Linked DNA regions of Mus musculus: region 1 is linked to region 2. Evidence: chromatin contacts called from ENCODE Hi-C or POLR2A ChIA-PET data. All regions are on one chromosome and are shown on one strand. Each heading gives the region's core, a stretch centred on a gene start or an enhancer-like site at or near the end of the contact. The rest is flanking DNA. Distances are from core to core; before and after follow the strand shown. Region 1 holds the start of Lrrc14 (leucine rich repeat containing 14). Region 2 holds the start of Maf1 (MAF1 homolog, negative regulator of RNA polymerase III).

Region 1 (6,828 bases), core at 938-3,437, 360 kb before region 2:
AGAAGCAGGCCACACCCTCCCCAAGTTATCAGTGGTACAAAGCCCACCAAGGTATCTGATATGGAGTTGGTAGTTAATAGAGGAGAAATGCACAAAAGATAAGTTTCTAGGTCTGGCTTGAGACAATGTCTCACTGTATAGCCCAGGCTTGTCTTGAATTTGTAGCAATCCTCCTGCCTCTTCTGGGATTACATGCTGTGCCATCACACTTGGCAGGAACAATTCCTAGGAAGCACTTAGCACTGTGCAGAGTGGACAGGAGACATGGGGGAAACAAAGTGTTGAGCAGAACATACATAGTGCAGCTGTGTCAATGACCTGTCTGTTAAAAGAAATAGCTCATGCTCTGCAGGGCCCAACACTGATACTTTAGGTCTCCCAAATGACAATGACTCAGAAATCCTTCCTCAGAAGTCTAGTAAGGGCTAGGCATGGAGTTGTACACCTTCAATTCCAGCACAGAGGAAGGCAAGAGGGAGGTAGATCTATGAGTCCGAAGCGCACCTAGTCTATTTATAGTCTGTTTATCCTTACAGTGACATCCTAGCCAAAAAAAAAAAAAAAAAAAAAAAAAAGGAAGGAAAGAAAAGAGAAGAAGAAAAGGGGCTGGGAGACGCCTTTCTGTATAGCTCTTACTGAACATGAGGACCTGATTTCAGACCACAGAACCTATGTAAAAGCAGGATACAGGTGACACAGCTCTGTAGCCAGCACTGGAGTCAACAGAAGACTCCCTGAACCTTACTGGCTGGCTAGCCCACTATTGAGTTCTAGTAGATTTGCATGTTTGCTTGTAAAATGGGGGTGGGAGGGTGGGGTGGAGAAATGGTTCAGCAGTTATGAGCATTTACCGATCTTGCAAAAGACCCCAGCCTGGTTTCCAGAACCAACATGGTATGTCACAGCCACATGGAACTGATGCAGGTGCCCCCTTTTGACCTGAAGCTTTCACATGCACATGGTGTATTTTCCTACGACTAGGGAAAGTAAATATTTTCTAAAGTGAAGTAAATCCCAGACCTCTCTTCCCACCAGACTGACAACAGAGGATTCCTCCAGAGCCAGTAGCCTAACATCCTGACCCTCCACGTAGATGTGCCTTTGGAGTTAAAGAAGTCTAACACAGCTTAGTGAGTGCCAGGCTCTGGGGTTTTTTTTTTGTTTTTGTTTTTTAAAGGATCCTGTGAACAGATGGTGTGCAGCATCTGAGACCAAGGCCCTGAGTTTGAACTCCAGAGATAGCGGATTTCTAGGGTATAACTAGGCAGAGAAATCCCTGAGGAAGAGCAACTCTCACCCTCTGTGGTCCTTGTCTCCTATTCGGGTACCTCCTCTTCACTGAGAAACCATGTCTTAAATTCACGAGATTCATAACGATCCAAGCCAAAACTGCTAAAGCGTTCCAGCTGAGAAGCCACATACAAAAGATCCTGAGCCTGAATGATTCTTGCTATCCTGGGTCAGTAGACTTCCTGTGGGCAAAACACCTTACCCTCAGAACTATGCTACAGTCCTCAGCCCACAACAGAATGGAAAACCAGGGCCTAGGCCTTACGCAAAGCCGCAGCAAGGGACAAGACTGGGGACCAGAAAGACTGATGAAGCCCAGGGTTTGCTTGCTTCTAACATCTCCTACGAGTCCTTAAGGCACGCGTCCCTGGGGAACCCCGCGTGACTGTCCTTGATCTGGCTCTAGCTTAAGATAATAGGACTGCCTAACTGACAGGACAAGCCAACCAAACACCTGTCATAAGAGGAACCGGTGGCAGCCCGCCTGGCCTCCAAGCAAGGATTGCTTCTGGGTGATGCTACTGCACACAGGACACAGCGGTCTCTGCGGCATACAGACGCGCACGCTCGGATCCTTGGAGAAAACAAAAAGCCCGGAACATCAACTGACCCGGGCGAGCCTGGAGCCACAGGCCGAGACCGGCCTCGCCCGCCCCTAGGTCTCCCTTCGCTTGCGGCCCATCCCCGCGCGCCGGCGGCACCTCCCGAGAATCCGCCTCAGCCGTGGTCTTCAAGCGCCAGTCCCCGTCGAACCTGCCGTCCAAGTGCCCTGACCACTAACGGCTGCTTGACTCTCAGCTCGACTCGAATCCCAGCCCCGCGGCCCCCGCTCATCCGCCTCCCCGACTACCAAGGCCTGCAACCCTTCCTCGCCCAGCAAGCCTCGCCCAGCTCCGCGCAGCGCCGGGGCGCGCTGTGATGACGCAACAACTCATAGGCCCGCCCCCTCCCCGGGGGGCTCAGAGCATCTGCAGCACCGCCCGGCGGCCGCTCTCATTGGCTAAGGACAGGACTTTACGGTGGCGGCGGGAGATTTCCCCTAAACTCACGTTCGGGCTGCCATGGAGCGGCTCGCGACCGTTCGCGCGCGGCTACAGGAGTGGGAACGCGCTTTTGCACGGCTGCACGGGCGACGGCCAGCGAAGGTGAGGTGGAGTTAGGGTCCGGACAGGGGCGGCAAGTGGGGGATCCTGGCGCAGCCTGTTGCTGACAAGCTTCTCTCCTAGGGGGATGTGGAGGCGGCACCTGAAGAGACCCGCGGTGAGCACTGGGCTGGTGGACCAGGGACAGGGCGAATGTTAGTGGGTATGCCCCTGACCGCCGACTTCTGCCTTCCCAGCGCTCTACCGTGAGTACCGTAACCTAAAGCAGGCGGTGCGTCAGGCTGACGACAGACATCGTGTCCTAGAGCAATCACTTGCCGAGGCAGCTGAGGAGGTATCAGTGAATCCCACTCTCAGCGGTCTGTGGTCCAAATGGCAGGAACCGAGAGCATTTTGCAGCCGTGCCTCCATGGAGCACAGAAGTTGGGTGGCCAGGTCCTCCCATGGGGGTTAGGGGAAGCTTTAGAGGCACTTCTGTGCCCATGCCATCTTTTAAACTGGTCTAGGTTGCTACTATCTACTGCAGGCACAGGAGCCAAGCTGCTGGGGTCCCCACCTGAGTCGAGCTGCAACGCAGAATACGCAGTCTATGCCAAAACAGAGCCTACTGAGTTCTGTACAAGACTATGGGAAGAGGCTCAAAGCCAATCTGAAAAACACAACACAGGTAAGACGTGGAGGTGAACCCAGAACTGCCTTTGGCCCTTGGGTGGTTTGCCAGGGTCCTTCTATGTCCACCCTTCCTTATAGCACGCACGTACGCTCCTGTAATAACTGGGACTAGGTTCCTAACGGTGCTCAGGCATCTCCACTCTTATTGTCTGTCCCAAACTTCTGCAGTAACCCAGGTCCTGAATTCCGATTTGCTGTTCTGTCTTTCTAGACTGGACCAACCCAGAGCAGAAAACTCCAGCTTCAGAAGAGATCCTTGTCCACAGTTCCTGCCCCAAGGCCACCAGGCTCAAAGACTGAATCCCCCTGTCCAGACGAAGCTGACGATGCACTTCCTCGGGTTCCTGAGCCCCGGCCGAGGCTGGGCCAGCTCCAGCAGCTCCGATCATCCCTCAGCCGGAGGTTGACTTCCCTAGACCCTGGTTGGTTAGAGAGGTGTCACAACAGAGTTTCAGATCTTCTAGAGGTTCCGGGTGCTTGTGGGCTTGACCTGAGTGCAGAGGAGTCACAGCCTCAGATGTCAGGCAAGGTGAACATCGCTGATCCTGACATCCAGTCAGAAGTATCTGTACAGAGCCCAGAGGCCATAGCCCAACAGCCAGCCCAGGTTTTGTCACAGAGCCCCAAATCCATCAACAGTAAAGGCAGGAAGCGGAAGTGGAATGAGAAGGGGGAGGACTTTGCACAAGACCAGCCCAGCAGCGGAGCAGGACCCCTGTCTGAGGGAGCCAGGGCTACAGTACATGGGCAAGACCCTCCAGGAGAACCCACACAAGTGAATGTCCCTCAGCCATGCAATTCCTCAAACCAGGCCAGGACAGAGAAGGCTAAGGGCACAACCCACCTCCATGCCTCTCCTCGACCAGCTTCCCTAGACAGAGGGAACTATATTCGACTCAACATGAAAAACAAACGCTTTGTACGAGTTGGGGCCAATCGGGGCAGGCTTCTCCGTAAGCAGGTGAGATGTGCTGAATGGAACAGGCCAGCCTCCTCTCCTCTCCTCTCCTCTCCTCCTCCCTCCCCCTCCCCTCCCCTCCCCTCCTCCTGTCTCTTCCCGTCTACTCCTGAATGGTTCTTCCATGTGTGGCCCTTCCCCAGGTATGGAAGCAAAAGTGGAAGAAGAAACAAGCTGCGTTTGGGGGAAGTGGACCCAGGGCCACAGACAAGGACACTTGTTTCCGGTGTGGGCAGTTTGGTCACTGGGCATCCCAGTGTTCCCAACCAGGTAAGCCTCTCCCTTAAGTATTGGGTCATTTGCCCACCGTGGGTGCTAGGGAATCACTTACACAAATGAAAGGCTCCAGCAGCCCTTGACCCTGGTCCAGGCCCCACCCTGACCGTCCAAGAGGAAGGTGACAGGGATGACAAACAGCCCATTTCCACCTTGGAAGAAGTAGCACAGAGGACAGGCACTGCTTCCTGTCACCACTCTGGTGAGTGAGGGGGAATGGGTGATGTGACTGCAGGCCATCATGCCAGGATGGTCACTGTCTCTGCTGGTGCTTCCACATCACCCTCTCTTGCCTATCTAAGCAGGTGAGGAAACACAGCCTGCTGCGCCAGAGCTACAGGTGCCTCATTGCCCCACCCCAATGTCACCCCTCTACCCACCGGGACCTTTGGGACAAGTAGCAGGTGAGTGAAACTTAATGGTCCAGACTCTTTTTTTTTTTTTTTTTTTTTTTTTTTTTTTTTAAAGATTTATTTATTTATTTATTTATTTATTTATTTATTATATGTAAGTACACTGTAGCTGTCTTCAGACACTCTAGAAGAGGGAGTCAGATGGTTGTGAGCCACCATGTGGTTGCTGGGATTTGAACTCCGGACCTTTGGAAGAGCAGTCGGGTGCTTTTACCCACTGAGCCATCTCACCAGCCCTGGTCCAGACTCTTTATCAACACATCGTAGTTGCTGTTCTGTTGCTGTGAAGAGACACCATGACCAAGGCAACTCTTTTTGATTGTTGGGTTTTTGAGACAGGGTTTCTCTGTGTAGCCCTGGCTACCTGGGATTTACTTTATAGACCAGGCTGGCTTCAAACTCACAGACGTCTGCCTGCATCTGCCTCCCAAGTGCAGGATTTAAAGGTGTGAGCCACCACTGCCCTGGCAACCACCGCAACTCTTATAAAAGAAAGCATTTAATTAGCTCTTGCTTACCGTTTCAGTAGCTTAGTCTGTTATCATCACTGTGAGAAGTAGGAAGGTAGGCATGGTGCTGGAGAAGTAGTTGAGATCTGCAGGTAGCAGGCAGAGACATACTAGACCTTATGAAACCTCAAAGCCCACTCCCAGTGACACATTTCATCTAACAAACACACCTCCTCATCCTTCCCAAACAGTTCACCAAGTGGGGACTTAGTAGGCAAACATATGAAATTCTCGTTCAAACCACTGTAACTTGTGTCCACAGAAACCCCTGCTGAAGTATTCCAGGCCCTAGAGCGGCTAGGGTACCGAGCCTTCCGCCCTGGGCAAGAGCGTGCAATCATGCGGATTCTTTCTGGTAGGTGTGGCTGCCTAGGAACTGCGCCAGGCTGTGTCTAACCAACTGAGCCTCATAACTACCTCTTGTCCTACCCAGGCATCTCTACTCTGTTAGTGTTGCCCACGGGTGCTGGAAAGTCTCTGTGCTACCAGCTTCCTGCACTGCTCTATGCCCAGCGAAGCCCCTGCCTCACACTCGTGGTCTCGCCTCTCCTGTCACTCATGGATGACCAGGTATACAGACAGGTGCTCAGGACCTGGAAAGTCTGAAAACTGATAGCTCTGATACCCTTAGGTGCTTCTAGTTCCTTAAACATGCCAGCTGACCTCTTTCTAAGGGTGACACAGCCGAATGCCCAATGTTCTCCATCTCGTTCCTTGCCTCTGCCTTTTCTCCCAGAACCCAGTGTCAGATGCATTTGTTTCAAGGGGGCTAAGTATCTGAGAGAATTTAGGGGGGAAGAGATTAGGTTGTGTTGGGCTGTGACAGCATTGTATCTACAGGTGTCCGATCTGCCTTCATGTCTGAAGGCAGCCTGCCTCCACTCAGGAATGACCAAGAAACAACGAGAGTCTGTCTTGAAGAAGGTCGGGGGGGCCTCCATGGATGGGGGGTAGTGGGCATCCATCTACACAGTGCCTGTGAGCTTCCTTCTTCCCTGCAGGTACGGGCAGCCCAGGTGCACGTGCTGATCGTGTCCCCAGAGGCCTTGGTGGGGTGCGGGGCTAGGGGTCCCGGCAGCCTCCCCCAGGCCGCTCAGCTGCCTCCAATTGCCTTCGCCTGCATTGATGAGGTCCACTGCCTCTCTCAGTGGTCACATAACTTCCGGCCCTGCTACCTACGTGTTTGCAAAGTGAGTTTTTGTCTGGGGTCCGGCGGAGGCGGACTGGGACCCGGGTGGGCTGAGTGGTTGAGCACTGTCCTGGTTCAGGTTCTCCGGGAGCATATGGGGGTGCGCTGCTTCTTGGGTCTCACAGCCACAGCCACACGAAGCACTGCTCGAGATGTGGCTCAGCACCTTGGCATAGCTGGCGAGTTTGAGCTCAGCGGGTCAGCCAACATCCCTGCCAATCTGCACCTCTCCGTGTCCATGGATAGAGACTCAGACCAGGTATGTAAGTACATACCAGGGAACCTGTCAGAAGCCCACAAGCTGCCATGTTAATCGTTCCTCGTTGCCAGGCTCTGGTGACATTGCTGCAAGGGGACCGTTTTCGTACCCTGGATTCAGTTATCATTTACTGCACTCGGCGAAAGGATACAGAACGGG
Region 2 (6,833 bases), core at 679-3,178:
CACTGCATTCCACAGCTGTGGCTTCAGGGCCTTGAAGTCTTCACGAACAGCTGAAAACAGGCTGCAGTTGACTGCATTTACCACCTACAGGAGGTGACAGTCAGGGGTGACAAGGGTCCAGGGCAGCAGGGAGAGCCCAAGAACCCACACCAAGTGGGGATGGCAATGAGAAGGACCACATGGCTTGGGGCCCTTCTGTTCATCCTTACCCAGCGGAGGCTTGGCTCTCGGCTGAATTCATGACTTCTGGCTGTGCTGAAGTCATAGTCTGGCCGGAAGGACTCATTGAGGGTGGCAATCAGATAGAAGAGGGTCTTGCGGCTGCACTTGTCGCTCAGAGGACTCTCATCCTCACCACCCTGGCTCTTGCTCAGTCTGAACAGAGAAAAATGTCAGCCTTGCCCACTGTCCCACATACCCCAGAAGGTAGTCTCCACCTCAGCTTACCTGCTGGGACTGAGGCCTGAAGTTTGGGGTGGGGACAGTGCCTCCAACACATGGGGCTGGCCCTCCTGGCAGAACTGCTTGAACATATGTTTATCATCTCCCGCCATCTTACACGAGTAGCTTTCAATCCTAAAGAACGCAGGCAGAGTCATGAAGCATGCTAACCCCGAGGCCCACGATAGTGATCTCTGACAGATTGATCCCCAGAGCCTCCAGCCTCACCTGCCAATAATATGGGCATCTCCAGTCTCCACTGTCAACTGTGAGTTGATGGCCTCAAAGCTGGAGTTCTCCAATAGCTTCATGTCCTTTGGGAAGGGAGATTCTTGTGCCAGTGGGATTAGGGCAGCACTACCTGGGAATGTGGGAAGCCAGCATGGCTACCTAGCTCCAAAGGGCTCCACTTTCAGCCTTTCCACCCACTAGCAGAGTACTGTTTGCAGCTCGAGCTAACCTTGAGTCCACCATGGAGCTCATCTTCCTCACCTTACCTGCCCCTGAGAACTCAGCACTGGCTGACAGGGAGATGATCCTATGCATGAGCATGGCATGTCCAGGTTCTACCTCAATCTCAAGTACTATATACTGGGGCTGGCTGGGGGCCCCACCCACTCTCGACATTCCTACTCCATTGACATTCTGCAGGCATCCTCAGACTGTTGTAAGGTCCTCAATAAGAACCTGCTATCCGGTTCGGAACGGGGCATCTGGGGTTTCAAGCCTTGAGGGTCACCTGTATGGGTGCTCCTCCCGGGTTCTATGGGTTGCTTCACTGCTTCCTGTCAAGAGGAGGAAACCCATGAATTCTTCAATTCTATTTGCAAGTATGCCTAATTCGTACTTCGTACGTCGAAGTGTGTAGGATGGGCAGACACACCACCTCTGCTGGCGCAGGCCAGTGGTCTCCTGGCATTGCTGCCCTGCAAGCCTAGAGGTACCAGCAGATTCGTAGCGGGAAACTACAAGCCCCAGGAGGCAGTGCACCAAGAGAGGCGCTCCAGCCCCAAGCAGCATAAGAACTACAAGTCCCATGAGGCACTGCAGCAGCGCGAGGCCCGCCGGGGACTGTGGTTCCCGCAAGCCCGGACCGCTTGGCGCACAAGGCGGACACCCACCTGCCAGAATTGGGCTAGATCAAGCCAGGGTAGACGGGTTGTTTAGTGTCGGTGCCGAGGTGACGGCGGCGCGGGCTTTGCGCAGCGCGGGTTCCTCAGGACTGGAGGGCGGCGCCGCGGCCTCCACTCGGGCCGCACTGTATCCGGGGGAAGAAGCTTCGCGGCGACGTCCCGTTACTCCAGGCCCTGCCGGCCCATACGGGCTGCAGCCGCGACATAGCCTCGCCCCCCTGCAACGCCCGCTTTCGCGACCAACCTGCCGCGGACCGCCGAGATCGTACCAGCCAGAGAACGAAACAGCGACCTCCGCCTCCCCCGACCCGACAACAACAAGCGTCCGACGGGCCCAACCCCACTCCTCTGAATGGTCCACTTTAACCACAGGGCCAGACCACGAGAAACCTTATTGGTGGACTCCTCCGCCACTCGGCTTCACCTTCCACTTCTACTGGCTGCATAGCTTGTCTGTCTCGCACTCGCTAACGAACCCGCCTCCCCTCTTGGTGTTGATTGGTTAGAACCATGCCCGCCCCGCCCCCAGGAGCCAACCCTCTTCCTAGAGTGGTCCACGGTTACGAAGAGCCTCTGCTGTGCTTATGTGTGTTTGTGTGCATTGGTGCCTGGTTCCTTCCGGGAACTGGTATTGTCTTGTGTAGGGCAGCAGCTGTCGTTCGTTCGAACCTTTAAGAAAAGTTCATCCTTGCCTTCTTTTTGTGACCGGTGACCGGTCTGTGACACTGTCTCGGGTCCTGCTGAAAGGTGACTAGCTTGGCCGGACCGTGCCTGGAGATCTGGGACCATTCCTATCGCTTAGCGAGCCATCAGGCTCTGGTAGTGCGCAGCATCGGGTCCTTCTTGTTCTCCAAGCTCTGGGGCATCCGGAACCGAGGCTCACAGTCCGAGTTTCTGGCCGGCGGAAGTACTCGACAGTTCTCTATCACGGAAGCACTCTCGGAGAGTCAGGACTCCGCCGGATCAGAAATGTCGCCGCCCGCCGGCGGTGCGGCAGTGGCTGCAGACCCTGCCTCACCTGTGGTGCTCCTGGCAGTGCACGCGGCGGTCAGGCCCCTGGGCGCTGGACAGGATGCCGAAGCGCAGCCGCGGAAGCTGCAATTGATAGCGGACCCTGAGCGGCCTGGACGCTTCCGGCTAGGACTGTTAGGCACCGAGCCTGGGGCGGTGAGTGTGGGCCCGATTCTGGAATCAACTTTCTTTCGATTACCTTGACGACAGTCCTTAAGCAGTTATTTTTCTTGATTGCCTGTAAAAGTGGGAATAATGCTGATACCTAATTTACAAATCTTGTGAGGAATTGGTAAGATAACAGGCGAGAAAAGTTCAGAGCCGTAAAGATTACCTCGTTCCTTTTCCTTTCACATTCGTGTGGGTAACGAAGAGGAACCACCGACCGAGTACTCTTCCCTGTTCAGGTCAGTTTAGAATGGCCCTTGGAGGCTATTTGTTACACCGTCCGTGGGCCTAACCAACACGAGCTGCAGCCTCCCCCTGGAGGTCCTGGAACCTTCAGCGTGCACTTCCTCGACCCCGAGGAAGCACAGCAGTGGGCAGCACTGGTGCGAGATGCCACCGCAGAAGGACAAAATGGTCAGTGTTGTGAAATAAATGCTTATTTGAATATGTCCGGGCCACCTGGTCGAGGTTGGGGGTAGTGATGGAAAAGCTGGGCACCTAGGAAGGCTTCCAAGAGGAAGGAAGTGGAGAAATAAGAGGTTCAAGAGCTGACCCCAGTACCAGACAAGTAAGAAAAAGAAGAGCAAGCATTGCTGCAGGACTAAGAGTTTAAGGAAAATGGGATTGTATTCAGTGGAAAAACAACAGAGACTTAAAGATAGAAACTCCACAGTGTAGACAAGGCTAAAGGAGGCCAGAGGATCTTAGGAGATGGAATTGATAGGTCTTGTGGTTGTTCAAATGGAAGAGTTAGTGATTATGACTGAGCTAGAAGAACCACTTAGTATGAGGCTTATATCCAGTGCCTGCTTGGAAAAGCATGGACATGGCTGGGACTCTGGAGAGGTAAAGACTGGGAGTTGGAGAAGTCACCCAAAGTCACCAGGAGAAGCATAGAGAAAAGAGGGCCTTGGATGTAGACCAGTGGTTCACAACCTTCCTAATGCTTCAACCTTTTAATATAGTTTTAATACAGTATGGCCCCCAGCCATACATTTATTTTCATTGCTACTTTAATAACTGTAATTTTGCCGCTGTTATAAATTGTAATGTGTAAGTATGTTTTCCAGTGGTCTTAGGTGACCCCTGTGAAAGGGTCATTCCACTCCCAAAGCATTGAAACCCACAAGTTGAGAACCACTGATGTAGATAGTGCCCTGGTAAGAGGTAGGAAAGCCCACAAACACCGGAGGAAGCCCTGAGCCTGACATGAGACCTGGGTACCTTAGCATTGAAAGAGAGACTTTCTCTTGTCGTTCATTTGCCAGATGTGTGTACCCAACCCTTAATACTGTTCTTTGTGACAAGGTCTCAATGTGAATTCCAGGTTGATCTCAAATTCACTGTGTAGCTCAAGTTGGTTTTGAACTGTCAGTGACCCTCTTACCTGTTCTCCCGGAGTGTTGGTGTTATAGATGTGTACCATCCAACTGGGGACTACTTTTTTTCTTTTTTCCTGTGTGTGTGCACACACGTGAGTGTGTGTCTGTCTGTATTTGTGGTGCGCATGTATTTGTATAGAGGCATACATGTACATAGCACATAAAGAAGTCAGAGAGCAATCCTGGGACAACCTCGAGTGTCAGTCCTCATTTTCCACCTTGTTGGGGAGTTTCATTTCTCTTGCCTCTACCCCCAACTCACTCACCATATGAACACTGGGATTACAGATCTATACTTCCATGCTTGGCTTTATATGGTTTGGGGAATTTGAACTCTCAGGTCTATGTCTGTATGAAAAGCACTTTAAGCCAGGCAGTGGTGGTGCATGCTTTTAATCCCTGCAACTCAGGAGGCAGGGATCTTTGAGTTCGAGGCCAGCCTGGTCTACAGTGAGTTCCAGAACACCCATGCTACACAAAAAAGCCCTATTTCTCTCCAACTGAGAGTTGTTTTTGTTTTGAGGGCCAAGGCTGGGAGAGGAAGATTAGCCTGAATTATGGCCTAAGGATAGTAGGATGAGGCAGAGAAGGCCAAGGTTCTAAAAACCTGAGATTGGATACCACTAGCCTAATCCACATCTTTCCTCTTAGGCAGTGGCAGCCCAGCCCCAGCCCCAGCCCCAGCAATGTGCCCCATTTCTCCACCATGTTCTTCTATGGCTCAAATACCTAAAGCAACCCAACCTGAGGTGGATCTTCCTCAAAGTTCTGGAAACTTCAAAAAAGGTAAGACAGATTGGAAGGAGTTGGGGGTTTGTGGCTGGTGTCTAGTTGTGATAGCTGTCTTTTCTCCCTTTAGAAGAGCTGGCTACACGCCTGTCCCAGGCCATTGCAGGTGGGGATGAGAAAGCAGCGGCCCAAGTGGCAGCAGTCCTGGCGCAGCATCATGTGGCTCTCAATGTCCAGCTCATGGAGGCCTGGTTCCCACCAGGTCCCATAAGGTAAGGCCTGGTCTTGCTTACTCTGCCTTCCTGACCCTCCCAAGTTAACTGTCCAACACCCTAATCTATATTCTGACCCAGGCTACAAGTCACAGTTGAAGACGCCACATCGGTTTTGTCCTCTTCATCGTCTGCCCATGTCTCACTGAAGATCCACCCACATTGCTCCATTGCAGCCCTTCAGGATCAGGTGAGCATGGGCGTCGGGAAACGTGCAGCAGGGATTCTGGGTGAGTGACGCTGCCTAGCCCTCATGTTCTGACCTCAGGTGTTCTCAGAGTTCGGTTTCCCACCAGCTGTGCAGCGCTGGGTCATTGGGCGGTGCCTGTGTATGCCTGAACGAAGCCTTGCTTCCTATGGGGTCTCTCAAGATGGAGACCCTGCTTTTCTTTACTTGCTCTCGGCCCCCAGAGAAGTTTCAGGTTAGTACTTAATGGGGTAAGAAAGGTGGGGTGTAGTCTTGAGATGGCCCTGAGCCTTCTCTATTATAGGACAAAGCCTTCAAAACTCCAAGATGGACCGGAAATTAGGCTTGTTTCCTCAGTCACTGGGGCTGCCTCATGACCTCCAGCCGTCCAGTTCCAGTCTCCCAAGTCCCTCTCAGGTGGGCAAATAACCAGTCTGGGTGTGGGCCAGATATGGGCAGCTGTGGGCATTGGAAGAACTAGAAAGCATCAACAGTCTTCCCATCCTCCTAGCCTGGCTGGTCTTGCCCTTCCTGCACTTTCATCAATGCCTCAAACCGCCCTGGCTGTGAGATGTGTAGCACCCAAAGGCCCTGTGCTTGGGATCCTCTTGCTGCAGCTTCCACCTAGAAGCCACCAAAGGTACAAGAGTCTGGGGGGGGGGGTGAGGGGGTACAGTGTAGAATAAACAGGAGTAACCTATCTTTTTCCTCAGGTTACAGAGAATATGGCCCTCCTGTCACAGGCCCAACCACCACCACTTGAACTTTGCAGGGGACTGATGCTTGTTGGGGACAGAGATGCCAGTGTTAAACAACAGGGGCTACATACAAGCTAGTAATTAAAGACACATACGAGCCAGCCTGTGTTCTGTTCTTGGATGTGGAGTTGTACTAGCCCCGCTCCCTGAGAGCAAGGAAACCAGGTTCTGCCCAACAGTAGCTGGCGGGATTCCCCAAGCCACAACCAGGAGTCTACTGAAGAGTGAGTGCACTTAGAATCAAGTCCCAGTGGTCATAGAACATAATACTGGGATCACTTTACAGGCCTCTAGCCTCCTGCTAGGAGTTCCTGTCACTATCCCTGGCCCCATTGTTGCCCTTCTCAAATCCTCCTATATTGCAATCACCATTATTTTTAGCTGCTTCAGCCAGTATCCCAACAGTAGGATTGAGTAATTTTCCTTCCCCACTTAGGGTGTTTGAGCACTGGGAGTCTTGAGTCGCCTGCCTTTGTGATCCTCCTGACAATCAGCTATCACACTGCCCTAGGCACCAAGATCCTTCATGGATCTAGTGACTGTCAATTTGTCCTACATGTACTATGTAGCTGCACTGTAGACTACTAGGTATTGTTCCCTGACAGATACATCCCCAGCATAACCCTCTTATCTGTCCAGCCAAGACTAAAGACATGCAGGTACCCTCTTTCTACTCCCAATTGCTTGACAGTCTGAGAACTTCCCATCCTGCCCAGCCAGTGCTGCTTTTCCAGGTCTTCTACTTGATAAAG

Evidence for each region. Hi-C counts contacts between places; a loop is a spot of excess contacts on that map. ChIA-PET counts read pairs that join two places held with the same protein, here RNA polymerase II (POLR2A).
Region 1: a map of T-helper 2 cell shows a loop between it and region 2 (3-fold over the local background). The contact joins the promoter of Lrrc14 here to the promoter of Maf1 in region 2. A Hi-C loop is called at or near these places in 1 of 37 maps with a recorded cell type or tissue (T-helper 2 cell). POLR2A ChIA-PET finds 5 or more read pairs at or near these places in 1 of 5 experiments (embryonic stem cell).

What each region holds. Positions count from the first base shown.
Region 1 is chr15:76,706,000-76,712,827 of GRCm38, reverse strand. It overlaps Lrrc14 (leucine rich repeat containing 14), which reads right to left and starts at 2,187. Exons shown (of 4, transcript NM_001358891.1): 1 at 1,901-2,187. It overlaps Recql4 (RecQ protein-like 4), which reads left to right and starts at 2,269. Exons shown (of 22, transcript NM_058214.3): 1 at 2,269-2,435; 2 at 2,517-2,550; 3 at 2,630-2,727; 4 at 2,920-3,060; 5 at 3,277-4,026; 6 at 4,167-4,293; 7 at 4,394-4,501; 8 at 4,605-4,703; 9 at 5,484-5,576; 10 at 5,655-5,791; 11 at 6,062-6,145; 12 at 6,223-6,411; 13 at 6,490-6,669; 14 at 6,741-6,828. The coding sequence starts at 2,352.
Region 2 is chr15:76,346,389-76,353,221 of GRCm38, reverse strand. Maf1 (MAF1 homolog, negative regulator of RNA polymerase III) reads right to left here and starts at 1,928. Exons shown (of 8, transcript NM_026859.3): 1 at 1,563-1,928; 2 at 670-802; 3 at 448-576; 4 at 210-375; 5 at 1-84. The coding sequence starts at 752. It overlaps Sharpin (SHANK-associated RH domain interacting protein), which reads left to right and starts at 2,112. Exons shown (of 9, transcript NM_025340.2): 1 at 2,112-2,741; 2 at 2,993-3,167; 3 at 4,787-4,921; 4 at 4,995-5,136; 5 at 5,218-5,326; 6 at 5,405-5,558; 7 at 5,628-5,740; 8 at 5,835-5,963; 9 at 6,037-6,182. The coding sequence starts at 2,544. The coding sequence ends at 5,951.